2 separate regions of the Homo sapiens genome follow, and region 1 is linked to region 2. Evidence: read pairs that join two places in POLR2A ChIA-PET (ENCODE). Cell type or tissue: HCT116. All regions are shown on one strand. Links, peaks and the distances in the headings refer to the core of each region. The heading gives the core; the rest is flanking DNA.

What was found. ChIA-PET counts read pairs that join two places held together with the same protein. Peaks named below come from ENCODE experiments on the same cell type or tissue, not always from the same donor. Only the 100,000 strongest peaks of a DNase experiment are listed, where the experiment ranks them.
Region 1: POLR2A ChIA-PET joins it to region 2 with 5 read pairs; 3 of 35 experiments call an interaction of 5 or more read pairs at or near these places.

The regions. Positions count from the first base shown.
Region 1 is chrX:101,254,878-101,262,356 of GRCh38, reverse strand. It overlaps DRP2 (dystrophin related protein 2), which reads right to left. Exons shown (of 24, transcript NM_001939.3): 19 at 7,433-7,479; 20 at 7,108-7,173; 21 at 6,096-6,239; 22 at 3,811-4,048; 23 at 2,188-2,308; 24 at 1-1,860. The coding sequence ends at 1,736. Among named protein-coding and RNA genes, the nearest start is that of TAF7L, 33 kb to the left of the region's middle. In HCT116, for the core only: CTCF peaks have their summits at 1,562 and 1,763 (motif pointing left); no DNase peak of the experiment used is centred there.
Region 2 is chrX:101,391,759-101,397,551 of GRCh38, reverse strand. It overlaps RPL36A-HNRNPH2 (RPL36A-HNRNPH2 readthrough), which reads right to left. Exons shown (of 4, transcript NM_001199974.2): 3 at 5,730-5,793. It overlaps RPL36A (ribosomal protein L36a), which reads right to left. Exons shown (of 5, transcript NM_021029.6): 3 at 5,730-5,793; 4 at 2,095-2,217; 5 at 1,397-1,824. The coding sequence ends at 1,804. Among named protein-coding and RNA genes, the nearest start is that of RPL36A-HNRNPH2, 3.6 kb to the right of the region's middle. In HCT116, for the core only: no CTCF peak of the experiment used is centred there; no DNase peak of the experiment used is centred there; H3K4me3 peaks cover 164 bases; H3K27ac peaks cover 1,554 bases.

The sequences.
Region 1 (7,479 bases), core at 1,129-5,128, 140 kb after region 2:
AGCTTGGGTTTGCTCTATTTTGGCACCTGAACCATTTAGGGGAGCCCAGGAAAATTCACCCAAGGCCCAGGTCTCAAGGGAACAAGATTTGGAATGAGTGAAGAGAACAGTGACTCTTCCTGTTAGATTCTCTGTGACCACAGGTTTCTGTTGCTTTGGTCTTGAGGACAGCCCACCCCAAACATCAATGGAGAGAGATATCCTAGGGGAACAGCCAGGATACATCTATCTTTCCAACCAGAGGCTGGGGCTAACAAAGAGCAAGGCAGAACATTAATACTTCAAGAGGTATTAGAATTTAATGTGTGAGTGAGGCCAGGAGAGCACTGATGTACAGTAGATATGTAGAATAGATATGTATGTATATAAACTTAGGCAAATGAAGTCAACTGCAGGGCTCTAGGTTATAAAGCTCCTCTTGGGAGAAAGCTGCCTAAGTGGGCTCTGAATCTATTCAACATTCCCAAGCCCACTCCCCCACCCCTACTATCTATTCTGAACAGTTTCTGGATAAAGAGATCATGGTATATGTCGCCTAGGAAGAGCTAGTTCAGTTTGAGGATTGGATTCACCTTCCAGAGTTAGAAATAACAATTTTAGGCACAGGAAGGCCTTGCTGTTGTTGTCTGGGTGGAAAGTGGCCAGCTTCCTGATTTGTGGCCTGTGGCTCCTATGGAGGGGCCACTACACACGGTAGCCAGTTGCAAATGCCTTATGATTAGCTGGGGACAATCAGCCACCTCACCTGATTCAGCCTGAGAGCTAGAAGGGTCACAGCCTGGAAGGGTGTTGGATGGCAGTCATACTACTCCAGACTTGAGGTGGGCTTCCTCTTCCTTACCCAAGGAAAGCAACACTCCCTTGCTCAGCAAGCTGCCACTGTGTCCTCAGGTCTGTGAGGACAGACTCAGAGGAGCAAAGGGTGGCTTCAGCCAGGTTTCCAGAGCAACTCGCAACTCAGTGGGTCTCTCAAAATGCTGAGGACTTTAAGAAATAGGAAGATGTGGGGCAAAAAAAAAATCTAAACCCATAAGTATGGATTTAATGCTTCCAAATATAACGTAGAAGAACCAGAATGAACTGTTCTCCCCTTAAGGAAGGTCTGTCAGGGACTGAGGCTAAAGAAAATGAAGATATTTGAGGAGAAACCAATACCTAGGTAGCATTAGGATGGCTAGCAATCTGTCCTGGAGCTGAAGTAATAGAACACACACTGCCCAGACTTTTTCAGGGGCACTTGGGGTGGGGAAGGTGTCTCGGGGATACCCTTTTGCCTCCCTGAGTTGCGCCAGAGAGTAGGGGTAAACCCTGTGGATTCATAATGCTGGATGGAACCTTGGGGTAATTAGGCTTCTCTCTTTCCATAATTCCACGGAGAAGGAAGAGGGGCCAACATGTACCGCTTAGCTCTGCAAGGCAGCTTCTCTGCTCCCCATCTGAATGGCCAAGTGATATTTGCCTGGGCTGCAACAGAAAGGTACTTAAAGGGCTGATCTCGAACTTGAAGATTAAAGGGAACATTTCTAGGGTCAGAAGAATCATGCCTCCCCTTCTCCCATCACTGCCCGCATGCACCTCACATACCACCAGATCCCTGCTGCTGCCCAGAGCCCAAATAATACTAGTTGAGGAATGTGGGGCCAGTGGAAACTGGAAAGGTTGGGTGAAGGCTGAGGAAAGGCTTTGACCGGAACCAGGAGAGGACTATGAACTATAGGATGGGGATCTGGCTCCATCAAGAGGCCAGCAGGGTGTTGGCAGTCACATCAGAACTTCGCACACTGGGGAAGGCATGACGGAGTTTCTCCATGATGTCCTCCAAGCACAGGCTGACATCCTGGCTCTTTGACCCCACATCATCTGGGTTAAAAAACAGAGATTTGAGAAGAGAACTAGAGACTCCTTTATGAGGCCAAGGGGTCAGATAGAATTCTGCCAGCTGAAGGGCAGACCTGCCCGCAGCATTTGCATCTTCCCAGCACAATGCCTAATACATAGGTTGTGCTCAATGTATATTTATTTGTGGAATAAGCATATGAATTAATCAATCAGTAAACCAATCATCCCTGACCCTAAGCACAAAGCCAAGAGGAGAAACCAGTCCCAGCCCCGCAAAGCCTTGGGCAGGAAATCGAGGGCAGGACAAAGCCATGGAGAAAGGGGCTGGGAAAGGCCAGGGGAACTCACCTGCAGCCTCGGTATCTGGAGTAGTCTGTCCCTTCTCCCGGGGGTGACTGCCTTCTGACTGCTGTGGAGAGGAAGCTAGGGACGAGCCTGCAGAGCCACTGCCATCTGATTCGGTGGGTGGCTAGCAAGAGGTAAGGCATGACTTAAGTGGATTTGCCTTCCTGACCTTACTCTGACAGACTCCTGAGCTTAGAAGGGACCTGAGAGACTTCATACCATCCCTTTACCCTTAGACTTTAAGAAGCTTTTGGTATTACCTAAAACAGTGGCTTCCACTTTTAGGAAACTTCTTAGAATATTGAATTACCCATTACCTTCTTCCTTTAACAACATGTGTCAAAGGCTCCCAGTTCTTATAAGAATGGCATTGTAGGCTGGGCGCGGTGGCTCACGCCTGTAATCCCAGCACTTTGGGAGGCTGACGCAGGCGGATCACCTGAGGTCAGGAGTTCAAGACCAGCCTAACCAACATGGAGAAACCCCGTCTCCACTAAAAATACAAAATTAGCCGGGCATGGTGGCCCATGCCTATAATCCCAGCTACTTGGGAGGCTGAGGCAGGAGAATCGCTTGAACCTGGGAGGCGGAGGTTGCAGTGAGCTGAGATCGAGCCATTACACTCCAGCCTGGGCAACAAGAGCCAAACTCTGTCTTGAAAATTAATTAATTAATTAATTAATTAAATAAAGAATGGCATTGTACCTAAAGGTCTCTTGCTGTCATTTCAGCTATAATTAAGCTATTTAGAACACAATTCTCTCTGGAAATGTAGAGTTTCACACCTGATCCTTGGTTCATGACATAGCATATGTTAGAAACCTCCAGGAATCCATAGAGGCCATTCCTTGGAGGATCTGGGGAAGAGGCAGAAGAGTGGTATTTTCCATTACATATAATGACAATAATAGGTAACATTTATGAAGTGTGTACTAAATTCCTGGCATCATGCTAAATTCCATAAATGCATTATCTCCTTTTATGTTCACCACAATTCTATGAAGTTGGTACTGTTACCATCTCTGTTGTACAGATGAGGAAACTGGGGCTTAGAGAGGTTAACTAACTGTCCAAACACCCCACAGTCAATTGGCAGAGCCACATGCAAACCCAGAGCTGCCTGACTCCAGAGCTTTACCACAGCATACACATTGCCTCTCAGAGATGAAAGGTGCAAAAAGTAACAAGAAACACCTTTAGATAGCACTAATCTTTCTCTTGCCAAACTTGTCCCAACCCACTTCTTTCTAGCAAATACCATACTAGCAAAATCAATGTTTTAGATGATTTTTGAAGTTTGTTCTTTTAGTATGGGATTCCAATGGGTTGTGAAGAAATAAGCCCTCAGAAGTCTTCTCTCTGCCCCAGGCCCCACAGTGGCTGGAGAGTGACACACAGGGTGGCATGGAAGGTAGGTGGAAGAGAGTTGGCTGAAGATGTGACCATACCAGTCTCTTCTTTCCCCCGCCCCCCCACCAACCGCAGGCCCAGTTCTCTTCAGGAAGTTACCTGACAGCCACTGCCAAGGAGCTCTCTCTTGTGTCTTCTTTGCCACAGCCCTCAGCTCCCCAGCCCTTCCCCTGGGCTCAGAGGCCACCCTGGCTCTTTTCCTGTCTCCATCCTCACCTGCAGGAGAAGCTCCCTCAGACGCTGCAGCTGGGACTCTAGCTGCTTGTTGTGATCTTCGAGGATCTGCATGCGCGTCTCCAGGCGGCTCTTATGTTGCCGAAGGATACGGGCCTCGGCCAGAAGCTCCTCATTGCGGTGGTCTGTTGCTGCCTCAGTGGAGCCGTCAGCCAGACTGGGTGCCTCAGCTGCCTCCTCATGCTGCCACTTCAGGCGCCTCAGCTCTCCCTGGAGAATCCTGCCATGGAGAGAGACACCAAGACCTATGGCTCTAACAGGGCTCTGACTGTCCAGGTTTCAGATGTCCCCTCAGGCCTAGGTGTGAACAATCCCTGTGCTCTTCCACCCTACCTCACCCCCACCCCCATCCCCACCCCCAGCTGTGCTCTTGCTTGAATGGCCACATCCACTTCCTCTCCAGCACATATGTCATTTACTCTGCCATCCTGAGACCTCAGAGCAGAGAAAGTTGACATTTTGCGTAAGAAATGTCTCAGGGCTTTGATGTGCTGCTTTAGGGATTAATTCTGACCTTAAAATCAGGCAGAAACACAGTCTGCAAATAAAGGAGGCATTAGGGCCACTGACTCACCTACTCCATTTTTAGATGTTTAGATTCCAAGGGAAAACATAACATAAACAAGAGACCACCTGTCTTGCCTCTTCTCTCCACAATCCTCCTCTTTGGCCCACTTTGAACACCCATGCTGGGTCATCAAAAAAACAAATTCCAAACAGGTGGCCTACTTTTGGGGATATCACTTTTGGCTTTGTTCGTTTTTTCTTTATTTGCAACAGAACAGTCACTCTCAGCCCAGTGTTTCCCAGGGCCTGCAGACTGCTGCTCAAAGGCAGTGTTTCTCAAATGATTCATGGCAAAAATCCAGGTTTTTTTTTTTTTCACTCTGTTGTGGACCAGTATGTGGTCCCAATGCACATGACTAGTACATAGCTCACACCACGTAATTCATCACACAAGTTCAACAACACTCAAACTGGTCTCTACCCTATTCAACGAGATGAGCCTACTAATTTGGTGCTTGAATATCATAGCAATGTCAAATTGCTGTAAAAGTTTCTAAAAGCTTACTCTCTCTTTTTTTTTTTTTTTTTTTTTATCTTGCCTTGGACTGGTCACAAACTGGTCACAAACTGGCCCTGGTCTGCTCTCCAAACTCTGAGTAGCACTGTTCTAAAGACTTGCTACTCCAAGTGTGGCCTGTGGAACAGCAGTATGGGCATCCACTGGGAGCTAGTGAGAAACGCAGAAACTCAGGCCCCACCCAGACCTGTGACTTAGAATTTGTATTTTACCAAGCTTCCCAAGTGACTATCTTATGCACTACTGTTTGCAAAGCACTGCTCTAAGGGGTACTACGAATTCTACTTCATGCCCCATAAGAGGCTTGGACCCTCCTTAGGTACCTGCTGCCACCTTTACTTTATGGAAAGTCATGTCTTCCCTGTATTCTTCTTCACCATCCCTATTCCAGACCTCCAACGCTCTATGTAGTGTCATTGTCCTCTGGAATACTTTTACTAGGTGATACACATTTCTTTCCACTTCCAACATTGAAAGGTCTCTGAGGGCAGGAACATGTCATACCCTCTCCTGTTTTCTCTATGCATTCTCTCTGCTTGCATCTTGTGTGTTCTTGGAAAAATTTGGGTTACATTAAAAGGATTCAGGCCAGGCACAGTGGCTCATGCCTGTAATCCCAGCACTTTGGGAAGCCGGGGTGAGCAGATCACTTGAGGTCAGGAGTTCAAGACCAGCCTGGCCAACATGGTGAAACCCCGTCTCTACTAAAAATACCAAAAAAAAAAAAAATTAGCCAGGCATGGTGGTGCATGCCTGTAGTCCCAGCTACTCGGGACGCTAAGGCATGAGAATCGTTTGAACTCAGGAGCCAGAGGTTGCAGTGAGCCGAGATCACGACACTGCACTCCAGCCTGGGCAACAGAGTGAGACTCTGTCTCAAAAAAAAAAAAAATTTAAAAGTTTTCAAATAATTATTATAATAGCTAGCATTTATTGAACCCTTACTATAAGCCAGGCACTGAGCCAAACACATTATATGCCTGATCTCATTTGGTCTTCACAAGTGACCCTAGGAGGCAGGTTTGATGATCATCATCCCCGTTTTACAGATAAGGAAATAGAGGATTACAGAATATAAGTAACTTGCTCAAGGTCAGACAGCTAGGATGTAGAAGTGCCTGGACTTAAATTCAATCTGTCTGCCTCAAGAACCCACACAGATTTCTGCTATCATCACACCCACCGGTTCTCATCTTCCAAGTGGGCCAGGATCTTCTGTAGCTCCCCTTTGCTTTCTGTGGCCACACTGCATGGAGCCTGCTGTCCAAAGGCTGGCTCCCGGTCTGTGATGGGGCTGGAGTGCCGCAGCAGGTACTGGTCCTCGTCTCTGCATGGGTGTGGGGAAAGCAGAGTAGGTGACCAGTTGTTGAACAGAGAAACAACTCAGCTCTCAGCTCAGGCCCCAGGAAATGCATGCTGGAGGATTCACTTCTAAGTCACATCGAGAGGGAAAGGACATATACTGAGGCTTGAGAGGGATGAAAGTGTTCAAAGGAGGCAGAGGCTGTGGTTGGGGGTATTGAGAGAGTGTTTTCAGGATGCAGGTATCTGGGTTCTACTTACAGCCCACCCCCCTCCCCGGGAAACAATGAGCAAATCATTTCCCTTTCTGTGCTGTTCCCCTACTCTACCCTCCTTTGTTTCCTCTTCCTCTAGAGGGATCTGGGTCCCAGTCAGGGCAGATTGATCCATGTAGCCAGAAGCTCCTAGGACCTCTGAGCAGGGTGGGGACCTCCCTAGAGACACAAGGCCCCTTCTCTGGGCTGTCATACCAGGGAGTTCCCTTGGCTATAGTTCAGCCAAGTCCCTGATGTCTCCCAGGGTTAGTGTAGCACTAGATAGGGCTTTGGCATCTTGAGCACAAGATAATGGCTCCTTTCTGCAACTTCAGATGAGGGAGGGCATATTCTTCGTTCCTCAAAGTTGTGTATAGAAGGATGGGATCTTGCAACAGGAAGGGACTTGGAAAGATGGCAGAGAGCTAGTACATCACTCATTTCCTAGGTTGATTGATAGAGGGAAGACTGCCTTTCTTACTGAACACCGTGCCCAGAAAGCAGCCTTCCTTCCTTAGGGAGCTAAGGATCCTAACCACCACACACCCCCATTCCCTGGAGGATATACCCTTCCCAAACAGTGGCACAAAGATCTCAAGGAGAACTATTTCTGGCAAATAAGCAGCTGTGGAAACTCACATGCTGTCATCTGGGGACAAGCTGTCATTAAAGAAGGAGCAATTTTGACTTTCCATCTCAGCAAGCCTAGGAATAAAGAGCAGAGGCAGGAGAGAAAACAGGATGTGGGGCCTGCTTCCATCTCAAGGACTTTAATCTCACAGCAGGATCATTGGCTTTGAGAGCTGCCCCAACTACTCCTAAGTGTTGGGTCTTGCTGGCTGCTGCACACCCCACTGTGCACATCCCCTGGCCCTGACTCCATTCTCCTTGCCCCGACTGAAGATCCTTTCCCCTCGGACTTCCTACAACAGCTCCTACCCACCTCCCGCAAACCTGGTGGTACCTGCTGGCAAAATGCTCAATTCGGGAGTGTGTGTCGGCGTGTGGCCA
Region 2 (5,793 bases), core at 973-4,972:
TCGCTTGAACCCGGGAGGTGGAGGTTGCATTGAGCTGAGATCATGCCACCTCACTCCAGCCTGGGCAACAAAGATTCCATCTCAAAAAAAAAAAAAAAAGCCAGGCACAGTGGCTCATGCCTGGAATCCCAGCACTTTTGGAAGCTGAGGCAGGCAGATCACTTGAGGTTAGGATTTCAAGACCAGCCTGGCTAACATAGTAAAGCCCTGTCTCTACTAAAAATACAAAAATTAGCCAGGTATGGTGGCGAGCTTCTGTAGCCCCAGCTACTCAGGAGACTGAGGCAGGAGAATCACTTGAACCCGGGAAGTGGGGGGGTGCAGTGACCCAAGATCACGCCACTGCATTCCAGCCTGGGCAACAGAGCAAGACTCCATCTCAAAAAAAAAAGTTCTATTTCCTTGAATAAAATTTTCCGAAGTTTAAACTTTAGGAATAAAACTATTAAACCCATATTTACTCATCCAGATACCCACCCCCCTTGTTGAGATTCTCTCCCAATTATCAAAATGTGTAGCATATTTAACTACCAAGAGCTAAACATCATTAAGACTGAAATGTATTAAGAAGGATGTATAGGCCAGGCACGGTGTCTCACGCCTGTAATCCCAACACTTTGGGAGGCCAAGTCGGGCGGATCACGAGGTCAGGAGATGGAGACCATCCTGGCCAACATGGTGAAACCCCCTCTCTACTAAAAATACAAAAATTAGCCAGGCAGGTGGCAGGCACCTGTAATCCCAGCTACTCCAGAGGCTGAGGCAGGACAATCACTTGAACCTGGGAGGCAGAGGCTGCAGTGAGCTGAGGTTGTACCAATTGCACTCCAGCCTAGGTAACGAGCAACACTCCATCTCAAAAAAAGAAAAAAAAAAAGATGTATAATTTGGAACTGTTAAGAGGCATTTTAAAGAATGGATATTTTGTCTCTTAAGATTCTTCCACCGGGGAGTTTGGCCAGACCTGGTGGCTCACACCTGTAATCCCAACATCTTGGGATGCTGAGATAGGAGTTTCACTGAAGGCCAGGAGTTCCAGACTAGCTGAGTAACAAAGAGAGACACCCAACACAAAAACTAAAATTAGCCAGGTATGGTAACAGGCACCTATAGTCCCAGCTACTCAGGAGGCTGAGGCAGGTGGACCACTTGAGCCTGCAAGCTCAAAGCTGTAGCAAGCTATGATCCACACCACTGGCACTTACGAGAGGGAGACCCTGTCTCAAAAAAAAAAAAAAAACTCCACTGGGGGGTTTCATACACTAGAAAACCTATTCTTTGTAGTTATTTTGGTATAAATATATCTACTTTAAAATGTGAGGGGGAATGTCAAAATGTTCAAGAGTGTAAGACCAAGTCCACAGACAATGTTATATATGTTACAGTGTACTGTGTCTGAAGAACAATGCCAAAATTCTTTATTAAATTAACTGTTATAACAAAGATCTGACACTTAACTCTTAGCAAAGACATCTCATATTCACTATGAATGTGTTACTGACTTCTCCCTATTAGCCTGAAATGTGTCTACTCACATGATAACCAATAACCATTGCATAATGACAAACTGCCTCATAAGGCCCCTAGTGATTGAAGTGCCAAATTAGAAAATTGCAACATATGATGTGAACTCAACCAGTCAGCTTCAATGCAAAACAAGTAGTACCAGTAAGAGGCATAAATTTCCCCACAAGCGGAATTGTATTGATGGCTCTAGCTTATTCCCTCCCAAAAGATGAACAGCAAACAAATGAAGTGAACATAAACTCAAGATTTTATTGTCTTCATAATAAAAGATGACACTTAGAACTGGATCACTTGGCCCTGTAACAGAACAGAAAAAAGTTGTTTTGTATTTTGCCATGAACTACTGCCCCATTAAGAACATTATCTGTTCCTAAAATACTCACCATGCTGTTAAGCTGCCTCATTCTTCCTTTCCTCCTTGTAGCAAAAGACCTCACATATCTTTAGCTATAGATCTAATATTTTTAGAGGATTACCCCTGAGCTCTATGCCACAATGAATAGATGTTCACCTTTTCAAATAATAAAGCTATGAAAAAGATTGCACCTTCCACCCATAATTATATACCTTTCTCTTCTTATCTCCTCCCAGTTCAAAATGCTTGCATCTTTTAATAGCCAGCATTCTCTTAGATCTGCAGTTGGGCTCAACGCACTCAAGCCTTAGCACAATCTTCTTTGTAGTTTTAGCCTGAAAAAAAATTAAATTAAAGCCTTAATAAATAACTACAGAAGATCACTTTCTTCAAAAATGACTACTTTAAGTACTATTTAAAGCAAAGCATTGCAAATGAATAGTGGGGCAACTATTCTTTTGCAATGCTTTGCTTTAAATAGTACTCAGTATACTCTTAAGCCATAGGGAGAAAATAATCTAAAAATCAGTGAATTTAAGAGAAAATGTGTAGAACTTGTGGACTAAAAAAAATAAAGAGAAGGCTGGGCACAGTGGCTCATGCCTGTAATCCTAGCACTTTGGGAGGCCGAGGCAGGCAGATCATGAGGTCAGGAGTTCAAGACCAGCCTGACCAACATGGTGAAACCCCATCTCTACTAAAAATACAAAAAAATCAGCCGGGCATGGTGGCACGTGTCTATAATCCCAGCTGCTTAGGAGGCTGAGGCAGAAGAATCACTTGAACCCGGGAGGTGGGCGGAAGTTGCAGTGAGCAGAGATCGCACCACTGCACTCCAGCCAGGGAAACAGAGACTCCATCTCAAAAAAAAAAAAAAAATATATATATATATATTATATATATAAATATATATAAAAAACATAAAAATATATATAATATATAATATATAAATATATATATATAAAGAGAAAATGTGGTAATAGCAAAGATGGCATGTCACCCAGTTGTCATCAAGTTTGAATCCAAACCCCATTCAGATCAAACATCCTAGAGCTTCCTATCAAATGGGCAACTCATCTTGCCACCCTGAACTTGTGGCCATTCAGCAGCTCTGCATAGTTCTTTAATCCCAACAGTTTGTGAGGCTGAGGCAGGATCACTTGAGCCCAGGATTTTGAGACCAGCCTGGGCAACATAGTGAGAACCCCATCTCTATAAAAGATCAATAAATTCTAAGACTACCTACAATTATGTCTAGAATTTATGTCCATTCAACTGAATTATTTAACTCAAACTACACTCCCCACTAATCCTCAACTTTTTTTATTGTTCTTTTTTTTTTTTTTTGAGATGGAGTTTTGCTCTTGTTGCCCAGGCTGGAGTGCAATGACGTGATCTCAGCTCCTTCTCCTGGGTTCAAACAATTCTCCTGCTTCAGCCTCCTGAGTAGCTGGGATAACAGGCGCCCACCACCACGCCCAGCTAATTTTTTCTTATTTTTACTAGAGATGGGGGTTTCATCATGTTGGACAGGCTGGTCTTGATCCCCTGACCTCAGGTGATACACCCGCCTTGGCCTCCCAAAGTGCTGGGATTACAGGCGCGAGCCACCACGCACGGCCTTGATTGCTCCTTTTACCTAAACAACAGAACTATTGTTTACAAGTTTTCTATTTACCAAAAAATTGCAAACATGCTACAGAGTTCTTATAAACCTTACCAGTTTCTCATCTTACATTAGTATGACTCATTAACAAACCAACACTGATGCCTTATTAACTCAAGTCCATACTTTTTTTTTATTTCCTTATGTTTTTCTAATGTCCTTTTTCTGTTCTAGGACCCCACGCAGGACACCACCTAACATTTAGTCATCATGTCTCTAGACTCCTTTGGCTGTGGCAATTTCTCAGACTTTTTTGATGACCTTGACAATTTCCGCACTACTGGTCAAGTATTTTGTAAAATGCCCCTCTTGGGATTTGTTATTTTTCTCATTAGATAGGGTTATGGATTTTTAGGTTTAAGTGTCATTTTCATCACACCTTATCAAGGGTATATATCAACATGACTCGTGACTGTTGATGTTAACCTTGATTACCTGGCTGAGGTAGTGCTTGTTAGGTTTCTCCACTGTAAAGTTTTATTGCATTTTTTCTTTGAGGTACAAACAATCCAATTACACTCTAAGTTATTTTAAAATATGTAACTAAGTTATTGACTTTAGTCACGCTGTCGTGCTATCAAATAGTTGGTCTAATTCATTCTTTTTTCTTTTTGTACCCATTAACCATCCCCACCTCCCGCCACCAGAAGTTCTCAGCTTCTGGTAACCATCCTTCTACTCTCTATATGACAAGTCCACTTGTTTTGATTTTTAGATCCCACAAACAAGAACATGTGATGCTTGTCTTTGTGTGCCTATTTCACTTAACATAACGATCTCCAGTTCCACCCATGTTGTTGTAAATGACTGGATCTCATTCTTTTTATGGCTGAATAGTACCACTGTGTATAGGTGCATTTTCTTTTTCCCTTTTTTTTTTTTTTTTTTTTGAGATGGAGTCTTGCTCTGTCGCCCAGGCTGGAGTACAGTGGCGTGATCTCGGCTCACTGCAGCCTCTGCCTCCCAGGTTCCAGCGATTCTCCTGCCTCAGCCTCCCGGGTGGCTGAGATTACAGGCCCACACCACAAGCCCGGCTAATTTTTGTATTTTTACTAGAGACGGGGTTTCACTATCTTGGCCAGGCTGGTCTCGAACTCCTGACCTCAGGTGATCCACCCGCCTCGGCTTTCCAAAGTGCTAGGCACAAGCCACCGTGCCTGGCCGCGTATAGGTACATTTTCTTTATCCATTCATCCCGATGGACACTAAGGTTGCTTCTAAATCTTAGCTATTATAAACAGTGCTACAACAAACATAGGAGTGCAGATATCTCTTTGATATACCGATTTTCTTCTGGGTATATACCCAGCAGTGGGATTGTTGGATCATATGGTAGCTCAACTTTTAAATACTCAATTTCCTAATAAGCTTGCCCCTTTAGCCAGAGTTCTGCTGCTGCTAGTTTGCAGTTCTTAATAGGCCAAAACCTAGTTAGAACCTCTGTCTTCTAAACAAGTTATCCGAATGTGAAAAGGTATAAAAAAAGCATTCTTTTTGCCACCCTGAGATCAAACCACTTACTGCATCCAAATGAGCACTAAAGTCATTCCTTAATACTTTCTGGAGCTAAACTGCACAAGAAGCAAAGTGCCAAAAGAAATGCTGTGTTGGAGAGAATGCTCCGTTCCAATCATCGTGCTAATTACTTTAAGAGTTAGCCAAATCACCTAAGGTTTGAGAGTAAACAGAAACTCGCTCAGCCTGAGAATACAGAATTCAGGAGGCTAGCAGAAAGGCCTAAATGGCTATTCTATAAGAGTTTTAAGACTTCACGAGAACAGGTAGTTGACTGCAGATTTCTGTGATGAGAAACAACAGAACAATTCTTAGTGCAACCAACAAGCGAGGATTCAGACATATTGACAGATAAGGAACAAGGCAAATGAAAGGATTTACCAGTGTACTCACACTTCAGTTCTTAGGAAAGCAGGGCACATTCCTCAATTTTTTGCCTCTTCAGAAGGGAAAGGATAAAAAATCGTAAACACTGAAATAGTGCAGTATTGTGGACTAGTCAGACATGAGTTGCATTCCCAGCTCCATCACCTACTAGATATATCAGTGCAGTGAAAACTTCGCTAAACTAACGCTATACCTATATCATGAAGTGTGTGGACTAGAGACAAGTGCATATCCTTACGGCAATTAACTGGGAAACGTCAAATAGTAACTACCACTCACCTTTTTCCGGAAAATCGGCTTAGTTTGCCCACCATAGCCACTCTGCTTCCTGTCATAACGCCGC